Regions from separate parts of the Mus musculus genome. Here region 2 is linked to region 1. A link is a loop called in an ENCODE intact Hi-C map of the cell type or tissue named here. Cell type or tissue: left cerebral cortex. All regions are shown on one strand.

Region 1 (2,500 bases):
GAGAGAGCAAGGTTGAGAGAGGCCTGTCTCTGGGGGGGAGATTCCTCATCCCCAAAATAAACTCTTCCTGCTCAAGTTAGAGCCTCAGGCTTAAAGTATCAGCATTCTGGAACCAGAACAATACAAACATGGGATAAGGTTGATGAGACACGAGCATTTGTAGGTGATGTGGTCATCGCTGTTGGTGCAGGCTCAGTGGAGGTGACACACTCCGAATGCAGAGAGACCAGAGACAGGGTGGGGGTGGGGGTAGGGTGGGCGAGATTCTAGTTGACCAGCCACGGAGGAAGGGGTGATGTACTGATGAGGAAATGGCAAGTCACGCAGCTCTGTAGTCCCCTCAAGACTTTCATACAGGGTTGACTTCAGGAGTATAGTGTAGGAGATTCAGAGCCACATCCCGTGGGCTTGGTAATTTGTCAAGGTTGTCTAGCCCAGTGGCTCTCAATCTTCCTACTTGTGAGATCCTTTACTATATCTCCTCATGTTATGGTGACCCCCGACCATAAAATTATTTTTGTCACTACTTCATAATTGTAACTTTGCTACTGTTATGAATCATAGAGTAAACGTATGCTTTAAGTCCCCAAAGGGTTCGAGACCCACAGGTTGGAAACCATTGGTCTAACCCATCACTCTGGTTTGGGAATTCAGATTCCCATGTCTAATAATCAATTCTACAAAACTCCATATGCAAGACAGCAAAGATTACAAGAAAGGACTCTGCTGGGATGGCATTGTTCAAAGGGACTAAGAAAATGAGCCATGGTGTGTAGTGGCAGCTGCCTTTCAGGTTAGCACACAGAGGCTGCAGGAAGAACACAAGGCCTTACATACAAGGGTTACATGGTGAGACCCTGGCTGAAAAATAGACAAGTAAATAAATTAACCAAACAAATAGAAAATAAGTCTTTAGCTCCAATAATGGGAATCTAATTAATTATTGTGTACTACTTAACAGGTATTATTTATAAATGCTACATAACTAAATGGCATATGCTGAAGAGATAATAGCCATAAAAAATAATGATGAGGCCAGTCATAGTGATGCACACCTATAATCTCAGCTCTCAGAAAGCAGAAGCTATTTCCCCAAGTTCAAGGCCAGCCTGGTCTACATAATGCATTCCAGGCCAGCCAGGGCTACAGAGTAAAACCTGTCTCAAAACTCAAAAAATAATAATTAAAAAAGTAGTTATACATATTAATATGAAACAATGTATTTACACACCTTGAGAGAAGATTTGCTGCTGACCTGTATTATAATATCTTCTCATTTTTCACGTCATGTATTATTTGCAGCCAGGATTTAGAAAAGAAAGAAAACAGACACTCATCTTTTAAAATATTTTTAATTATGTGTATGTGCATATGCACATATCTGCGGGGTCCAGAAGAGGGCATCAGAGTCCCTGGAGCTGGAGTTACAGGTGGTTTGTGTATTGCCCAATATGGAAATGAAGCTGATGACATCACCCGTAATGCCAACCAGGGGGATGTTATGACAAAGGGACCTTAAGTCTGAGGACACCTGGTCTATATAATGAATTCAAAGTGAGTTTGGAGCTAGTGTGGTAGTACTGGCTTTTGATCCCAGTACTCAGGAGGTAGAGACCAGTGGAAGTCAGCCTGGTCTACATAGGGAGGTGCAGGCTAGCCTGGTCTACATAGTGAGACCTTATCTCTAAATAAATAATTAAATGAATAAATAAATAAACAACAAACAAGCAAACAAACAAATAAATATAATCTATAGTGAGACCAGGCCTCAAACAAACAAACAAACAAACAAACAAAGAGCAAACAGGATGAAAATAGCATCTACTCTAAACAGACAAAGTAAAAGAACAACAACAACAACAACAACAAAAAACCAAGCAAACAAGACCACCACCAACAAAAACAGGAACAAGAGGAAACATTGCTTTGTTTATATGAATAACAAAATTTGTTTATTTCCTCTTATTTGTTTCCTCTTCTAGAAACTCATTCTATAAAAAAGACACTTGAAATAAAGGGCTGAGAGCATGAACCATAAAGCTATCGGTCAGATGTTAAAAAGCTATAGAAAATTAAAAATTCCATTCACTATAGGAGGAAAAAAAAAATCAAACAATCCCAAACTGCAGGACTCATTCTCTGTATAATTTCCCCACAGTCCTGTACACATATAGCTTATGTGCGGCTTTTCTTCAGAAATTACCCAGTTTTTATTATTTTTAAAAGCACTTGGGAGCTAGCGAGATGGCTCAGCGCAGTTGCTCTTCCAGAGGTCCTGGATCTGACATCCAGAGGACCTGGCTACCCACATGGTGGTTTACAACCATCTGTAACTCCACCTCTCGAGGATCCAACACATATGTCTGGCTTCCTCGTGCACCAGACAGGCATGTGGTACACAGAGTATGCGCGGGCAAAATACATAAAATAGTATTTTTGTTTTGTTTTGTTTTGTTCTGTTTTTGTTTGTTTTTGTTTTTTTAAACCATTTGAACCCCAA
Region 2 (2,500 bases), 87 kb after region 1:
AACCACAACGCGAGTGAGTGACCGAAAGCAGGTTAGAACTGGGCACCTCACCCTTCACTATACATCTGTCTTCTTTCCTACATTCCTGTCCAACTCTGTATATCAGAAGGTACCAAACCATGTGCAGCAGAGGCAGAATCTCTGAAGTTCCCAAGGGAGTGATGCATGAATCTATGAAGGCGACACTCAGACTGTAATGGAGGCTCCAGGGTAATGGAGATGCTAGGAACATGGAACATTGGTTGAGCAAAATCTGAGCGATGACTGGAGCCAACCCAAGTGAGAGGAAGACCAAGTAGACTACGAACGGAACGGTCTTAGGGACAGAGTTGCCCAAGCCTGTTGGGACTCACATCATACTACAGCTTGCCCAGTTGTTGACCATGGAGCTACAGCGGTTAACTCATGATCTGCTGGATTTCATTCCTGCCTTGGGCCTACCCCTTCTTTCTATGCCCCATTTCCCCCTTCTAACATGCGAATGTTTACTCTGGGCCTTTAATTATGGAAGTATGTAACTTTCCCATTTTCTTTTCTTTTAATTTTAGATGGGCTCTCAGCAAAGGGATTAGCTTGAGTTAGAGACTCTGGACCTCTACTGTAAATAGTATTGGAACCACTGGAATTTTGGGGACAGACTGCGTGCATTTTGCATTACAAGATGCCTAGGAGCTTTTGCGGGGCAGGGCAGAGGCAGAACATTATGGTTTGAAGGTGAAATGTCCCCTGCAGGCTCTTGTGTGGGAGACTTGGACCACCACCAGATGATCACATTATTTGAGGGAGTTGTAGAAACTTACGGAGACGGATCTTTAGTTGGAAGACTAGATCACTAGAGTACGCCATTGAATATTATAAGCCTGTTCTCCACTCCTTCCTCCTTCATGAGGTGAGGAACCACCTCTCCCATAGTCTCCACTGACTTGCTTCTGCCCATATTCCTGAGCTCAGGCAGCCAGGGACTCCTACTCCTACAGTGTGAGCCACCAGAAATCCTTCACCTCCTGAGGTGTTTTCTATCAGCTGTTATTTTGCCACAGCAACACTAGAAGTGACTAATGCAGTCACGGAAATTTAGAAATGTATATGCACTGTACGTAGTAGATGTAGGGTAAAAGCTCTGAGCTCACTTCCAGGTTTGAAAACCCACCCCAAACCCACCAATCCCAGAGCTAAAAAAACCCACCAATGCCTGAGCTATAAAACAAACAAACAAACAAACAAACAAACAAACACCAATTCAATCTCTGAGCTCAGATCAAACTCCCACCAATCCCTGGCTCAGAACAACCTCAATGCTTGGGCTTGCCCCAAGCTTAGGACTTGAAATCCTACCAATTTCCACCCTGGAAATTTCAATCCTGGAAAGCTCCGCCCCTAAGAAACCCTATATAGGGCTGGCAAGATGGCTCAGCGGGTAAGGACACTGACTGCTCTTCTGAAGGTTCTGAGTTCAAATCCCAGCAACCACGTGGTGGCTCACAACCACTCGTAATGAGATCTAATGCCCTCTTCTTGTGCATCTGAAGACAGCTACATCGTACTTATGTATGATAATAAATAAATCTTAAAAAGAAAAAGAAACCCTATATAAACCTGTTTCCTGCTCAGTTCTCTGCTGCTTCTCACTCGAACATGAACAGCCACAAGTCTCTTGTTCTGTGGTGTAACTTTGTGGTATTCTTTGGCTCTGAACTGCCAGGAAACCTTCTCCCTCAGACCTCTAACACTCCCACCACTGGGGAAACCTTCTCCCTCAGACCTCTAACATTCCCACTGGGGAAACCTTCCCCTGCAGAGAGCTGTAACCTTTCCTTTAGGGAAGTCTCCACTGGGAAGCCTTTCCTCTCAGAGCTCTATACTTGCAGTAGAATTTAACATGTCCTTGGTTGATTAAAGCCTGTCTGTCTAACATGTGGGGAACACAGTTGTTAGTTATTCATATGGTGTTGACTCTGTGTTTACTTACTCTCTGTTGATAGCATACTATGTTCACTATTCACTGGCTGCGTGCTCGATGCTATTCTAGTAAGTAGCAAGCAAGACCAGGCAAGGCTCCTGAAGTCAGGAAAGCAATGGCTTGGTGGTGTAGACGGGGCTTCATCAGAAAATAACAGGCAGATGTACATTTTCCTCAAAAAAAAAAAAGGTGTGTATTTGAAGATACCAAGGTATCTTCTAGCTCAAATATCTTAATTATTTTAGTTCTCTTTTTCTCTTTATCTGTGCACGTACTTTTTAGAGTGGGAAACCCCCTACTTGAGCAAATGGCTAGTGAATAACGTCACGTGACTCCTTTCCATATTGCTCACTTAAATCTGATGTTCTCAGGCAGCCTCCTCCTGCACTCTTGCTAAAGCTCTGCAAGTTTGCTGACTCATTGTTCTCAGAGGAACATCACGAGCCATGAGTAAGCAAACTGCACTGACTAAGGAGACAGATGGCGACCCTTTGTTTGGCTCTCTGGGGGGTAGAATTTGAAAGCTCAGACTTGGGGCTG

The links. Hi-C counts contacts between places; a loop is a spot of excess contacts. Peaks named below come from ENCODE experiments on the same cell type or tissue, not always from the same donor. Only the 100,000 strongest peaks of a DNase experiment are listed, where the experiment ranks them.
Region 2: it touches region 1 in a loop (2.4-fold over the local background); 3 of 42 quality-filtered maps call a loop at or near these places.

What each region holds. Positions count from the first base shown.
Region 1 is chr10:88,619,572-88,622,071 of GRCm38, forward strand. No RefSeq gene overlaps it. Among named protein-coding and RNA genes, the nearest start is that of Mybpc1, 16 kb to the left of the region's middle. In left cerebral cortex, a CTCF peak has its summit at 1,398 (motif pointing right); no DNase peak of the experiment used is centred here.
Region 2 is chr10:88,706,517-88,709,016 of GRCm38, forward strand. No RefSeq gene overlaps it. Among named protein-coding and RNA genes, the nearest start is that of Gm4925, 23 kb to the right of the region's middle. In left cerebral cortex, no CTCF peak of the experiment used is centred here; DNase peaks (open chromatin) are centred at 997, 1,738 and 2,415.